Linked DNA regions of Mus musculus: region 2 is linked to region 1. Evidence: chromatin loops called from intact Hi-C (ENCODE). Cell type or tissue: gastrocnemius. All regions are shown on one strand.

What was found. A loop is a pair of places that touch in the nucleus more often than their neighbours do. Peaks named below come from ENCODE experiments on the same cell type or tissue, not always from the same donor. Only the 100,000 strongest peaks of a DNase experiment are listed, where the experiment ranks them.
Region 2: it touches region 1 in a loop (4-fold over the local background); 13 of 42 quality-filtered maps call a loop at or near these places.

What each region holds. Positions count from the first base shown.
Region 1 is chr17:86,799,625-86,807,624 of GRCm38, reverse strand. Epas1 (endothelial PAS domain protein 1) reads right to left here. Exons shown (of 16, transcript NM_010137.3): 3 at 2,281-2,432; 4 at 1,784-1,868. Among named protein-coding and RNA genes, the nearest start is that of Epas1, 50 kb to the right of the region's middle. In gastrocnemius, CTCF peaks have their summits at 3,765 (motif pointing right) and 4,731 (motif pointing right); DNase peaks (open chromatin) are centred at 4,769, 4,961, 5,579 and 6,118; H3K4me3 peaks cover 2,614 bases; H3K27ac peaks cover 4,899 bases.
Region 2 is chr17:86,749,067-86,757,066 of GRCm38, reverse strand. It overlaps Epas1 (endothelial PAS domain protein 1), which reads right to left and starts at 3,203. Exons shown (of 16, transcript NM_010137.3): 1 at 2,759-3,203. The coding sequence starts at 2,784. In gastrocnemius, CTCF peaks have their summits at 703 and 3,381; DNase peaks (open chromatin) are centred at 2,815, 2,949, 3,484, 3,901 and 3 more places; H3K4me3 peaks cover 4,485 bases; H3K27ac peaks cover 4,659 bases.

The DNA of each region.
Region 1 (8,000 bases):
GATAAGTGGAGGACACTCAGCTATGAGTCAGAGAAACCTAAAAGCAAAAAGATCCTAGATTTGGCCTCATCTTTTGCCATCGATTTGAAAAGAAAGACTTTGAACAGCACAGGAGTGAGATTCTTAGTTCAGCTCACAGATGCTCAAACAAAGGTTTTGGTCAGCAGTTGAGTTGAGACAAAGAACCCAGGGAGCAGTGTTCTCTAGAAGAGAAGCAACGAGAGACACCGATTTAGGAAGTGCTTCTGAAAGCCAAGTATGGTGGCGCAGGTCTGTGATCAATAGCCCCTTCACCATCAAGAACCAATCATTCTATGTGTTGGGTGGCTTAGCCTAGGGTTTCTTGGCACCACAGGCAAGACAAATAAACTCATGGTGGTCCCCAGCCTATGTACTCTGGAAGCCAGTTGACCAAGGTCTTTGGATAGGAAGCAGCAATGCAGATGAGAGGCTGGGGCAGCATTGGAAAGGGAGGTGGTTATAATTTTACAAAGCTTTGTAAGTCTGAGTGTGGATTACAGTACTCTGTACCAACAGGAGAGGTGAGCCAACAAAGCCTCCCCTTTTGCAGCACACAAGGCAACGAGAACACGCCTCGCAGGCGTGGCATCACTGCCTTTGCTATTCAGGTTGGATGAGCACACACCCCATAGTAGTGACAGGTGACAGATTTACAAGATGTTGATGTGGGCAGTCTGTCCAGACTGGTGATAGATTCTCAAGTTCAAGAGGATCTCACCAGTCATTGGAAGCCACTGCTGCCTACAGCGATGGCTCCTTTCGTGTGGTTTGGAAAGATTTGCTGAAGTTTGTACCTTTGTGTTTATGGGCATATTTGTGCAGATACCTGCAGAGGTTAGGGGAGGACCCTGGATCTCCCTGAAGCTGGAGTTGTGACCTACCACCAGTCAAAGAACCTGGGAGGTCAACTTAGGTCCTCAGAAGAATAGCCAGTATTCTTAACCACAGAGCCAGCTCTCCAGCACCAAAGTTTTAGTTCTTCTGAAAATCTCCACATTCCCGTCATAGCTGCTCTTCAGTGGTAATCCTAAGGGCCATGCCTCTTGACACGGACCTGAGACACAGGGCAAGCCTGAACCTTTCCCTCGCCAGCCGAATAGGGTTAGAAGTGGTGACATGCCTATTTCAGGGCTAGGGCCTAGGATGGTCTGTAGGCTTCTGCAGCTGCACTTTACAGGGGAGAAGGAAGATGCATGGCCTGAGCTGTCATACAAGATGGTTGCTCTGGAGTCTTCATATGAAGAAGGCTACCGGGAGGCTCCATAGACTGAGAGCTGTGGTCACTGTCCCAGCAGCACACCAGGTGAGCCATCTTAATCACTTCAACCTAGTTTAGCCCCTGATGGCTGCAATCCAGCTGATGTCACATTGAGCTAGAGACCTGCCCACAGAATCCCCAGAAATGTGGGAGATTGCTTAAGCCTGTGTGTTGGGTGGCTTGATACACGACAAAAGGCACCTGTAGCTCCCATAAATAATCAGGCATAGATGAAGCTATTGGTTTGGGTGGTGTCGCTTGGCGGAGATGATTGATCTCAGGTGATGATGAAATGTCCTAGAGATGGCACCCTGACCTCGTAGTGTGACATCAGGCATCATGGATGGGCCATTAGGAGCTATTCTATGTGCTGGGCCTCATCTCAACAGCTGCATACTCACCCAGAAGCTAGTCCAACTGTATCTATGGAACATAATCCATTTGGGCTATTTGTGCAGGCTTTGGGGGTCATGAGAAGAATGCAAACAAAGAAGAACACTTTACCGTTTTTGAGAGTCAGGTTCTCACGGATCTCCTCATGGTCGCAAGGATGAGTGAAGTCAAAGATGCTGTGTCCTGTTAGTTCTACCTGTTTCAAAAGCAAGGCCAGATGCTGTTACTCCTAGTGATGAAGTCATTCGGACTCCAAGAGGAAGCTAGGATAATGTCTGCATTCAGAGACAGGCAGGGGGATGAACTGAGTGGTTATCAATAGTCTCCAGTCAATATTGGGTCTATGGACTTACAGACGTATCAGAGCAATGTTGATGGCAACAAGGGCTTGATTTATACTTTTGCCAAGTTAATCTAGCTAGAAGAGACCTGTCAGGGCAGCCACAAGGAATGTCAAGCCCCATGACATTGGGAAGTCCTAAGGACTGTCATCATCATATGGGAATGCATAAGGAAAAGTCAAGTAAGACTATGCCTAGGACCCCCCGTTAGTGTCTATCCCCAAATAAAGACATGTTTTTCCTACTGAACGAGGCAGAGGGTGTCACCTGAGTAAGTCCCATGAACTTGCTGATGTTTTCCGACAGAAAGATCATGTCACCGTCTTGGGTCACCACAGCAATGAAACCCTCCAAGGCTTTCAGGTACAAGTTATCCATTTGCTGGTCGGCCTCAGCTTCAGATTCATTTTCAGAGCAGACTGGAGAGAGAGGGGAATGAACAACAGGGGCACGAGTGTTAAAACAGACATGACCGAGGGGACAGGCATGGCTCCAGGGCACAGGGAAAGGCACACTACCAACCATCTAACATTTGCCACATGCCTGGTGGAACACCCAGGCCACATTGACAATGACTGTGGGACAGCGTGGTTTCTGTGGTAGCAGAATTTGCTGTACCAATAGGAAGGCTGGGGGTAGAGGCTACAGATAGAATGCTAGACCTCGCAGCAGCAGCAGCAGTTATTTTAGCTGCTAACGTAAGTGGAACATCAACCACAGACAGACCCAGCATTAAACACTCTACATTGGCTTTTCAATAACGCACAAGGCATGTACCATTTGCAGTCTCATTTTATAGTGCAAGACTTCTGAGTCAAGCCATTTTTCCAAAGGCTATGATGTCTAGAATGTTAGGAAGCCCCAGGAGCTAAGTGCAGGGCCACGTTCAACCACCTCACAAGCTTCGGAGTCAAATGTTGTATCTATTCCTACATCTGCTTCCCACTTGCTTATGACTTTGGGTAACGATTGAACGCTGGAGTCCTCCACCAGCAAACCAGGATAGCGATTCCCATCTTCATGAATTGTAAGGTTAAGTAAATTAACTGCTTAAAGTGATATCAACGACTACAAGCTCTACCTCATCTGCTCCCTCCTCTAAGACACCATTACTATCTCAAATCAGAGCCAAGGTGGCGAGTTCGTGGCTCACAACCTCACAAAGCTAAATAAGCCCTCACGCACATTACCATGGGGTACCAAAGAAGGGGTACAGAGAGCACAAGCTCCAGCAGTCAGAGGAGAGATGACTCTAAAAAAGAAGACATAGGATGGAGAGGAAACATGAAATATCTCCCACACTCATGGATTGGCAGGATTAAGATAGTGAGAATGGCCATCTTGCCGAAAGCATTCTACAGATTCAACACAATCCCCAGCAAAATTCCAGCTCCATTCTTCATAGAGTTAGAAAGAGCAATTTGCTAATTCACCTGGAATGTGAGTTCACATGAGTATGGAAAGAGAGGTCTGTCAGGCAACTGGACAGGATTGGGCCACCACTGCAGGACACACAGACAGCCTTCCTCCCAGGACAGACAAGAGGCCAGCTAGAGGCAGAAGATCCATGGCCCAATATCAGAGACTGGGACAATAAGGGAGCCCAGTGTCCCAAAGCTTCTCTTCCAGTCAAGGGGCAGAGAGGTGGCTTCTCAGAGCACCACTTTGGGGACATAAGTCCGGGGATAGATAGCACATAGAATAGTCGAAAGAGAATGGAACTTAGAGGCACAAAGCCGTGAGGGACAAGAGGCAGACACTAGGGGGCGTTGTGGGGGAACTCTACCCCCAACCATGCACTCTGTGTGTCCTGGACTACCAAGTCCACCTCTGCAATCTAAGCTCAGCTCTTGTTCCGGCTCCTGGCTGTTATCCTCAGACCACAGGCTATGCCCTCTTCTTGTTCATTATTTAATGTCAAATATGTGTGTGCTTTAGAAATCTGGATTTAACCAGGTGTGTTAGAGCAGGTCTTTAATCCCAGCTATCAGGAGGCAGAGGCAGGTAGATCTCTGTGAATTCCAGGCCATCTTGGTCTACATAGTGAGTTCAAGTCTAGCCAAGGCTGAGTGGGTGGGCCAGGACCTCTGGCGGGCCCAGGACTGCTATGCAACTTGCGGGATTTGTGCAAAGTAAAATAAAAACGTGGAACCCTCTGCTGAAAATTTAAGCTGAGCTCAGAGCCCAAGACCTGGCTAGTACGAGGAGGCCGCACCCCACCCAGGGTGGTGCTGGAAGGTTCTACCTCCTCCCAGGCTTCCTTCCTAATTCAGGGAAGCTGAAAAAGTGCCTTTTCTTCCTTTAACAACAACAACAACATCAACAAAAAGTGTTCAGAGGGTGTCAAAGCTGTCGCTCCAGAGACCACGTGCTGAAGACTATCCCCCACGTCAGGAAAACCAGCCAGTCTGGGCAAAGGGTGCCTGACCCCGGAAACATGCCCGGAGAAGGTTTCAGCTGCATTTGGGTTATAGGGCGAGGTGGCTACTTTCTCCAGACAGACAGAGGCTAGTGCTGAGGCCTACTGAGAATTTATTTTCACTTCAGCTTCTTTGATCTCAGTGGCAACACTGACTTCAAAATCTGGAGTAATCCCAAGACAACCTATCGGGGTTAACTAGACCCAGAGAAAATAGTTCTGCTTAAAGTTTCCTGTTTTTAACAGGCCCGGCACAGCCAAGCGGCCTTTCCGAACTGTCCAGCACGCTTACTTCCAGGAGGTGGCGAAATTGGCTACAGTGGCAGGTGGACTGCCCTTTAGAGAGGAGGGAGAAGGGTGTCTGGGGCCACAGACATGGAACATCTTGAGACTGAAGTCACAATGGCCAATAGCACCCTCCCCCACCCCTTCCCTGCGACCCTAGAGCAGCCCAGCTTGGGTGTGGCCCCTTCCTTCAGTGGAACTATTTGCTCTTTTAGCACCTGCTTGTCCTCCTGGGAGTCTCTGAAGGAACTTGGCTAGGTCACTCCCAGCCAAGAGGGAGGCAGACATCCCCCTGCTGCACCCAGAGCCCTGAGCCTCCTGTCACAATTCTGCTAAAAACTGCTATGCCTGGCGGCTGCGCACACCAGACCTCCCTCCCTCCCTGCAGTTACTAAGGCTTTTCCTCCATGGCTTCCCTGGCTCACAGCACTCATTACACACTCAGTCCTGTCTCAGGGAGAGCTGGGGATACTGCAAGGAAGGGTGCAATTCAGGAACCAACAAACTGCCAGGAAGACATCTGTCGAAGAGCCTAAGCCCCTCCTGGGGATGCTGATAACAACGGAGAGCAAACCATTGGTACAAAATAAAGTAGGTGCTTGCTAAGGAACTGGGCTGGGTGGTCTAAATAGCTCAGGTTCTACATCCTGGCCATTTGCTTCCCAGAATCTGTCAGGGTTCGAATCTCAAAGAACTGGTATAGACGAACTGTCTCCTTTGAGAAGGACCACGAAATTCTTTAATGCTAAAAATAGCCCCAGTAAACAGGCTTTGATGGCTCCCACCGCCAGGATATGTGCCGCTGAGAAGGCTGTGGAGGGCCTTTTCCGGAGCACTGCTCATTTCCTTTAGGCAGCACCGCCCATGTTGGGTGGCACACCAGTATGGTAGAGCCACTTGCCTTGTGTGAACTAGCAGGTGGCAGAGCAGGTGGCTTCTAACTGGGTCTTTGAGGCCTGGCTGTGCCAGCCGTAAGGCTGCTGCTTTCTTACTTCACCCGGATGATCCTTCTAGATGTTTCCATCTTCAAGAAACTCCTTGTTCCTAACAAGCTCCGATACAGGTTTCCTACTTCCCTGGTGCTTGCTACTTAGTTATCTCCGCAGGGTCTTTCCTTTCAAAGGCTGTGCACGCGTCTTCCGGGCATACTGACGGCAAACATAAAGAGTGTGGGCCACTTACTGTGCCTTATGCCGCACTGTGAGCAGGCTGGGGCTATCTCACACTTTCTGCAGAGTGATAGATCTCAGCTGGCCTTGCTGCTGCTCTCCTGGTGTGCCCCACAAGTCCAGCATTGGAGATTTTTATTTTGTTCTTTTCACACCTGCTCCCCCACCCTTGCTTGCTGCGCTAGCCTTCATAAAATGCTATGGGGCGCTACAGTCAGTGACTGTCGCTGACTGGCCAGACTCTTTGCTTTAAGAGAATGCTATAAGCAAGGTTAGACTTTCTTGAAGGGACCGCTGGCTGCTCTCAGCCAGTAACATCCTGGCATGAATCATCTTACTGGCCTCCTTCCAAACAGGACAGAAAAGGCCTTGATTTTGAGTATAGGTGGGGCCGGGGGAGGTGGGACAGTAAAACAATTGGGCTGAAAACCAGGGAAAACAGGTCTTACCACAAGGCATAGGAGGGCACAGAAATCACATCTGCTGCTGTAATTCTGTCCCCTTTGTCCCACTTTTCCTGAGAAGTCATGGTGAAAGCTTTAAAACCATGTCCTGGATTTTAATGTCTCAGGGATCGGAGAATCATATCCTGAGCAGACTGTGTGACTTCACTAGGCAAATGCCAGGAATAAAACATAAACAAATTCAAATCAAAATAATCAAAAATAAACTTGACATTTATGTCTAGAAACCTGGCTTTGTGCTGATCTCCAACTCTGCAGTAATGAGAATTTGATTTTTTTACATATGAGTCTGGGAAGCCTCAAATCAGAATTGGGGCGAATGCACATTCTATACATTTACTGCGGTCTAAAGCTCTTGGGACGCAGAAGCGACTCCACTTCAGCCCCAGAGCGCAGGGTTCATCTGGATTTAAGACAATCAAGTGATATTTCCACCCATGTTCCCGCCACAGTGTGTTCTGTCCTCCTGGGCCAGTGTGGAAGCAAGTATCGTAAAGCTATTGTTTCGGTTTGTTTCCTGTGATATGAATCTCAACTGTGGCCCGACTCAGCCTGGAGTTCTCAGCGCGGAGGCTTCCTCCCCAACATTCCCACACACTGCAGCCTACTGTGAAAATCAAAGGAAGTGTGCTGCTAAGTAAAGAAGAAACTGGCCCTAACGCTAAGCCTGGTATTTTTTAGGCGTTTGAACTCTGAGGTATACAAAACTCCACTTGCCTAAGTAATGAGTCTGTAGTTTGTTTTGAGTTGGGAAAGTATATGTTGTAACACTGTAACACGTAACTGCTAAAAGGTGGGTCCAAAGACATTAGAGTTCGCTCTGATTTTTCTCTTACATCGTTTCTTTTGTTAGACTTACTTCAAAGCTATAACTTGTACAACAGGCTAGACTTTCATATCATCCAACAATGTTTCATGGACTCTGCGGTCCAATGAGATAGAGCTGTGTACAATGTTTCTGAGAGAGATGGCAGCAACACCAATAAGCAAAGTGCAGGAGGATATCTGCTCAAAGATCCTCTAAACTTTTTGTCACATAAAACAAACAAACAAACAAACAAACAAAAAACCCACAGCACTTGCGAGGCAGAGACAGGCAGATTTCTGAGTTCGAGGCCAGCCTGGTCTACAGAGTGAGTTCCAGGACAGCCAGGGCTATACAGAGAAACCCTGTCTCAAAAAACAAACAACAAACAAACAAACAAACAAACACAACCCCCAAACCAACTAACCAACAAAAACAAAACATAAAGACCTATGGTTCAGGGTTGAAACGATGGCTTAGCAGGTAAAAAGGCCTTCTATTCAGACCTGACAACTTGGTTGGAACCCTATCCATGGTGGGGAGGGAGAATCAACTCCCAAAAGTTGTCCTTTCCTCCCCTCCACAAACACATGCATATAATAGGTGAAAATTTAAAACAATGAGCCACTTGGGTGGCTAAGTGCATAAGAGCACTGGCTGCCCAGGCATGAAGATGTGAGTTCGAGTCCTCGGCATTGACAGGTTGGCTGTGTGTGCCCGGAACCCCAATGTTGACCTGCACAGTCAGGATCCTGTGAGTTTGCCAGCCAGCCAACCTAGCTAAAATCGTGAGCTTCGAGTCGAGCGAGAGGTCCTGTCTAAAAGAAGGGAGGTTGAAGTCTTTA
Region 2 (8,000 bases), 51 kb after region 1:
ACAAAAAAACCAAAACTCTAAGAAAGTCATCTTTAGTACAGTTTAAATGCCAGGCTGATAGTGTCGTACAGCACTGCTCTACCAGGTTAGACTGTTGTCAAATGTTGAAGGAACACTAGTTAGGAGATAAGCTTCACTCAAGAAGCCCAGCCAGCATTGTCTCCTCGGCTGGGAAAACTGATGGACCTTGGGTTTATTTTAACAGAGGAACAATTAAATCTGCTGCCATCAGAAGCCAGCCACAGTTAGAAAACTTGAAGGTCCAGCTATCTCCAATTCCTTGCCCATCTTTGCCCTGGCACCAAATACCAGAAGCACTCCTGAAAGGTACTTGGACCCAGAGTCTAGCTTTGTGCCTGGACTTGGATTCCTGGCCACCCAAAGACCTCACTTCCATTTATCTTAATTGTTCTACAAATCCCCACTTGAGAGCATCCACACTTGGCTCTTCCTAGAATCAGGAATCCTGCTGGGTTGATGAGAACTCCAAGAGAGCTTGCTGTGGCTCCCCCAGTCTGCTAACCAGCCAACAAATAAAAGACTGGCTCCTGACTATCATGAAGGAATATATCCACCCACACAAGGATGTTTGGGACTAAAACAAGCCTTCTGGCCTCTGGAAGGGCTGTTTCCAGAAGGAACCATACAAATGCTCAGTTATGCCCTGGAGAAGAACCGGCCCTTGAACCACTAGTGGGTGGTATCACCAATCCGGGAACCCTTGCTGCTCACATTGATTTCCTGAAGCGCTCTGGAAAGCTCTGGGCAGCCATTTAAGGGACATTAACTTTTGATGCCCTGCTTCACAATTTTCAACTACATATTGATGCCCCCAAGAAGTCAGTCAATTTAACCAGAATCTCAAAACCACTATCCTAACAGGCTTTGGAAGTCTGAACCTACACTGAACCTACACTGCTTGCCCTGTTTTTTGGACACACACACACACACACACCCTGCGGGCCTGGCTACCACTGGGGCACTGCACTACAGGCCGAAGATTCCTAGGAGGTTCACAGTCTGTGTCACACTGGTTCTTAAAGTGGCCGCTGTTGTGGATAATTTGTAGTGTCATTATGCAACGTTCTTCTAGGCTCTGACTATACTCCCTGCCAGCCCTCGGCAAAGAGTCTCTGCAAGCTGGGTATGGAAATAGCTTTCCCCACTGATCCCTGACTCTCCCAAGGATTGATAGACCTAAGAGCAAGATGACACTTGACACTGATTACTGTCAGGTCTCATCTCGGACAAACGCGACAGTCACCCATAGACAAGGCAGTAATAAAGTGTTCAATAAGTGCTCCTGGCTACTCTGCTGTCCAACTTCGCGGTTTTGATGGTTTGTGATTACCCTCTGGCTGGTTTTACAGTTTGAGCTAGAATCTTAGTCTTTTTTTTTCTCTCTCTCTCTCTTGCTTCTCCTTCTCTACCCTCAAAGTACACAGAACCTCAGAGTTGTTTGGTGGGCGATAATGGGGAATCTAGAACCGGACTCAATACCTTCCCCCTCTAGAGATCCGCCAGCGCAGGGCGCGGGCGCCGGGCCAGGACGGGTGCGATTCGCTGGAGTTTATCAACTCCTTATCGGTGCCCTGAGGTGGGAGCTGCAGCTTTCGACCAGAGGATACACAGTTCCTGGCTCATGTCCCTAAGTGGAAGCCCAAACAAAAAGCCCGTTTGCTCGGGGCTGGGTCCTCACCGCCAGTCTTTTCCAGTCTGGCCACGGATCTCTGGCAGCTCGCGCCATTCTGCGGTCACGCGTACCATTCCGGACACCCCAGCTAAGTCGCCACGGAGCGCAGTGCTGGAAGCTCTAACCCACGGCACGCACCGATCGAAACAGGAGCAAAGTGCCAGGCGGCCAGCTATAAACTTTTGCAGGCGACGAGAATGTACCCAGGTCTGCGGCGGGGTCACAGTGTGTTCCCACCTCAGCTCCTAGAGCTGGGTGTCAAGTCACCAGATGCGGGGCGGATTGAAGGAGGCTCGAGGGCAGCGCGAGTTGCCCCGAGTTGCCTCTCACCCAGTGCCGAAAGGTTCGCGAGGACAAACCTTCGTGGCTGCCCTTCGTCTTAAGAATCAGACACTCGGAGCCGCCGGGTGTCACGGTCTTCTCTCTGCACACTAGAGCACCTGCCCCCGCAGGGCAATCCAGGTCACTCACTCCCCACTCTCTGCCGGAGTCTAGGTGTAGGGTAAGGTTAAGGGGGTTGAACAAACTTGGGTGCCGTCTGGAGCAGGACCCTTGACAGTGTTCCGGCTTCTCGGTCAGGGCGCACCCCAGAGTTGCGCTTTGCCCTCTGTTCCATGCTAGTTTGGGGCGCAAAGCCCGCATAGGAACGCTCTCGGAAAGACCTAGAGGGTCTTAGGAAAAGAAAGGCGTGTCTACTGCTCCAGCATGGAAACCCTAAGAGTCGAGGGCATCAGCCCAGAAACATTTCAAAACACTCGCTAGGGAAGCTTGGTGCTCCAGGGACGACAGACTTTGGAAGGCGCCGCGGAAGCACCCCTGACCTCCAGGGCCATCTCTCCGTGTCTCAAGGTCTCGGAACTATCCGCTTTGCAACTCTACTGCGACACCGCAGCTCCTTGTCCCTAAAGGCATCACCGACTCGCTTACTCAAAGCCCCTCAACAGCGGTCCTCCAGCCTCCGAGAACTCTCGCACCCCTCTCCCGACTGCCCCGGGTCGCGCCCGCCACGCGCAGTTCCGCCAATGCCTGGGACCAAGTCGGTCGCCAGCTTTGACTCCCGCTTACCTTTTTTTCTCCTTGTCAGCTGTCATTGTCGCCGTGGCCCTCCGAGACCCGGAGCACCTGGGTTCCTTAACCCCGTAGGGGCTGCAGCCGCTCTCTTTGCTGTGGCCCTCCGCAGCTCTCTGTCGCCCGGGCAGGTGTGAAAGGTCTTTAGTGCTCGCAGGTCCGAGAGTCCCGCTCAATCAGGTGGAAGTTTGCAGAGGGCTGGCTAGGTGCGGAGGAGGAGGAGGGAGGAGGGGGGTGACGGGGAGGAACCTGCAGGAGGAGGCGGGGCCGGGGAAAGGAGTGGGAGGAGGTTGTAAGACGCCAAAAGAGAGAGAGAGCAGCGACAAGGGACCTGGAGTTCCGTTTAGCCCCGAACAGGAGTCACTTTTCTGGGATCTGACAAATCAAAACCAACCAACCAAAAAAGAAAAAGAAAAAAAGAAAAAGAAAAAAAGAAAAAAAAATGGCTCGAAGAGAGCAAGTTGGAAAAAAATCCGGGGGCAAGCGAGTGCGGCCGCTGAGATGACCATACAGTCTCAGGACACTGCCGAGGATTGTACGGCCGCCTCAGGAGAGCTGGAGCGGAGCGCTGCGGACTCCGGAGCTGTACACCGGCCGCTCTCGAATGTCCGGCCTCCTCGGCTGTCAGCCCACTTTAAAAACTCGGACGGCCCGCCCGCGGGAGGGCGCGAGGGGCGCGGGAGTGGGACATCGGGCTGGGGGCGGGCCGGGGGCGGGGCTCCAGAGAAGCCCCGCCCCGCACGCTGGCTGCCTGCCCCGACTTCCCACCGTGTCCCGGCCAATAGGGAGGCGCGGCCACAGCCTCTGCCCTGACCCCGTCCCTCCCCTTTCTCTGGAGCTGCGCTCCTCGGGCGCCCGCCTGCCCTTCCTCCTCCTTCCGCAGAACTGCGACTTGTTTTTGAGGTCGCTGGTGGCGAGTAACTATATGGGACTCCAAATGGAAGCGCAGTTAGCGCAGGACTGAGTAATGGCGGGGATCTGCTACCCAAGTTCGGAGTATGCCTTTGCGCCAGTGTCCTTTCAGCCTCACTTTTCCCCTAAGAGCTAGGCTAGGGCAGGAGCGCTGGGTCGGAGATCGCGAGCGCAGCTAGGGCGTGCAGCGAGCGCCCAGCCAACCCCCCCCCCCCCCGCTTCCGGGTGCTGCTATAGTCCCCTAAACCATCCACTTGGCTCCCTTCGGCCGGCGGTAATGATCCCCAGGACCCTGTCGGCTCTTGTTCTTGTCTGCCTTGGAGGTGCGCTCTCTTTGGCCAAACTGACCTTGACTTCTGAGTCCCGAGTGGCAGAAAGTTGTGGGAGAAACTGGGACAAAAATGATCTAGGGTTGCTCCTGCCTGTGTCTTCCTCAACCGGTTTGTGGGTTTTGAGGTGCTCGTGGTAGACTGTTAGGTTTAAGTGTATGCCTGAGAGGAGAGCCTTGGAGCTCCCTCAGGCCTCTGCCCGCTCTCAATACCCCAGTATCACCGTGGGCTCCCCAGAGAGTTCCTGAGTGTGATGTTGGGATGTGTTGATAGCGTGTTCCCAAATCACTGGATGTGCTCTTCCGGGGTTCGAAGGATACAGCCAACTGCAGGACGTGGTGTTATGAAGTCTCCTCTTCCCTAGGCAGTCAGAGGGTTCTTTGGCCTTTCCACCTGTGAGATGCCCACTCCTGCTTTGATCTTAGACACTTTCCCATTTCCTACTTCTGCAGGAAAATCTCCAGAAGGAAGAAGGGCAGCCATGGATTTTTGAAGGCTAGGGAAAGAGCCAACGGGCTCCATAGTTGTGAATTGCGGAGAAAGCACGGTCCCTCAAATTGGGCTGCCCTGGTATCTAAAGTTTGTGCTTCCCGAACTATTCTTAAACACAAGTTTCCTAGTAAAATTATAACCAGAGACTGTGTGTGTGACTGTGTCTTGGGGTGGGGGCGATTTTTAAGTTTGTTTAAGCATGAAGAAGGTGGATACTTTTTGAAAGTCTTGGGGAGGTATCTGAAAGAATGAGTGCTTGAGCACTTGGAAATCAGTTGACACACCTGAGGGTGATTTCAAAGACCAGACCCTTTTCACTCTTGGAGGCTGGTGGATGATTTCCTATGACATTTCTACATCCAGACACCCTGGGTCTTAATAATAAGAAATTCAAATTGGTAGACACAGTAGTAATAAAATATAAACATATTTTGTTTGCTTTATTTTATATATTCTCTTGAGATTGGAATGGAGGGAGGGAGGGAGGGAGGGAGGGAGGGAGGGAGGGAGGGAAAGACCAGACAATAAAAAACCTTAAGCACTTCGACAGCTTCAAGGCCCCAGACATTGTTTTTCACCAGAGCTTCTGCTGGATTTGAGCTGTACTTGACAGGTGACTGGGCGATACCTGTAACCCGCAGGGAACATTTCAATAGCCTTGAGGTTATGAAATTCGTTTGAGAAGTTTTTGATTTTTAAGAGGAAAGATAAGGGCCCTGGATTCAATCCCTAATTCACAGTTACTTCTAAAGTAGGGGTTCTGGTCGGACATACTGGCTCACACCCTTAATCCCAGCATTCAAGAGGCAGAGGCAGGCAGACCGCAGAGTTCCAGTCCTGAGGGAAAACAATTTTTGCATAACATCAAGACCGGAGATGCTTGACCACGCCAAGTCCCGACTGCAACCAGTTGTCCTGGCGTGGAAATCAGCATCAGAATACACAGCGCAAGACCATCCCCCAACACGGGCCAGCCTGGGTTACAAAAAAAAAAAAAAAAAAAAAAAAAAAGTTCCTAGTCAGCCAGGGTTATACAGGGAAACCCACTTTGGGGGAGATGGAGGGGAGAGGTGTAAGAGGTCACTCAAGAATACTTCAACTTTCCCTATGTTAGTTGCATCCCCTCTTCCTAACCTACAAATTAAGTGCGCCTCGAAGATTCCCAGGACTAGACACAGACTTGCATAGAGCAGAGCCAGGTGGCCTAAAGACCTCTTAAGATGTCTTCCAGAGAAGACATGGTGTCAGCAGTCTTTGTAAGGAGCTGAGCATGTAAGCCAGACATAGACTTCTTTGAGGTCTTGGCCTCCATGGAAAACTAAAGGGGGGCAGCTCCGAATAAAGATGGTACGGTTTGGGAGGGGCTAAGACCTTAGCTTTACATGAGTGTCTCTGGAAGCATCTGTGTTAGGCTCACATAGCAGCAGAAGGCATCTTAAAGTCAAACTCTCATGCTGCTTAAAGCGGGGGAAGGGGGTACACAGATCACACATCTCCTAGAAAGTCTCCTCACCCGCGTGTCTCAGCCCTCTGAGGTACTGCAAAGACTGTGACATCAAAGGAATGTTTGCCTAGCTATTTTACTAAGAGATGAGACTGGCCAGGCACTGCTGGCCCACACCTTTAATCCCAGAACCTGAGAGGCAGAGACAGGCAGATCTCTGTGAGTTCTAGGCCAGCCTGGTCTACAGAGGGGGGTTCAGAACAGCCAGAGCTACACAGTGATACCTAGTCTCAAAAAAGGGGAGGAGGAGGGGGAGGTGAGCCCGAGACTTTAGTGCCCCTCCCATCTTTGTAGTGTATCCCATTAGAAGGATGTGCTATTGGTAATGGGTTAACCTCCAGAGCTACAGAAAGCTGGCACTTGGGATGCAGCAGAAAGGTGGGAGAAGGGTGACTCAGTAGTCCCCATCAGAGTGACAGGCATGGCCCCCGATATGGTTTGTAATCAGACTAGAGTGAGTAGGGCTCAGCAGAGTAAGCATGGAAGGCTGGGCTGTTGGTTTAGTGTTTGGTAAGCCTTCAGTTCTTTGTCACAATGGGATCAAGAAGAGGCAAGAGAGGGCCCTTAGAACTCAGAAATTGAAGGAGACACTCTAAATCATTAAAAACATGTACTTGCCACTGTTCTAGGGATATTCTGTCTCATGTAACACCACTCTGGTCTCCATCGACCAGTTATTTGGTGTGGGACTGTCAGGAACACGAGAGGTAGCGGAGAGGAAAGGCTATTTGAGAAAAGCCATTGCTCCTCCTTTCTGAGTCTCCCCCCCCCCCACCCCCTAGAGTTAATCTGCATTATCAACTTGATTGGATTTAGTATCACTTTGGAAACGCAGCTCTGGGCTTGACTCTGAGGGGGTTTCCAGACACAGTGATCCCAGATTGAATGAAAAGGAGGACGTGAGCTAAACACCTGTGTTCATCTCTCTGCTACCGCACTGCAGATGAACACAATGTAACAACCTGCTACTTGGTTCTCCCAGCGTATCAACAGCCATTCACGCCATTACACTACCCACAGCAGGTGGCTTGTGCCCTCAAACTATGTCCAAGTAAACCCATCCTGTCTTAAGTTGCTTTATCTTGTCACAATAACAAGAAAAGGCATACACACACACACACACACACACACACACACACACACACACACCACTTCCAAACGGAAGCCAACCCATTCTGTAACTTTACAAAACCTGTCTTGTAACTTCACTCTCTCACCCTGAATTCTGGTACCAGAAAATCATACTCCAGTGTGTGGCTCCTGGCCAACATCCTGAGGTCATTTCATAAACACATGCTATATAGATGCCATTAAACATTATGACTTTTGGCTTATATACTCAAGATTTGTTATCTTTCTAAAGAGGGTCTGTGATTTTGAGAAAAGGTTCAAACAATTTTTTTTTCTATTGGATTGTCTGACTCCTGATAGAGCCATTTGGTTACAACCAATCCTCCTCCTCCTCCTTCACATCTGGATTGCCAGTGACTCAGAGGCTGCTGGCTTCTGTTGCCAGATCTAGGTATAAGGTTGTAGCAAGGAGAGGCTGGGTTTCTCCCTGTGTCATTTAGCCAATGAAGGAGTCATTGATCCACAGCCACTTGTTGTGCTACTCCAGGGAAAACATAATGCGTCAGTCAAGTCCCCTCCCTCCTGGAGGACCCAGCCCATTTGCACAACAGTACCTGTCTTAGATTATGAGTGCACATTTGCTTACCTGGTAAAACCTTGAAACCAGCAGACTGCTTTTAAGTGATAATGATACTTTTGGTTACCGCCAAATAGTTTTTAAATTGGTAAATGTATATGATTGTATTTCTTTAGTTTTGATTTGTTTTTAACCAACTTGATGCAAGCTAATCATTTGGGAAGAAGGAAGCTCTATTGAGAAAATCCACTGGAGTCCCCTTTAGGCAAGTCTGTAGGGGCATTTTCTTAATTAATAATATGGAAGGGCCCAGCCCACTGTGGGCAGTGTCATCCCTGAGCAAGTGGTCCTAGT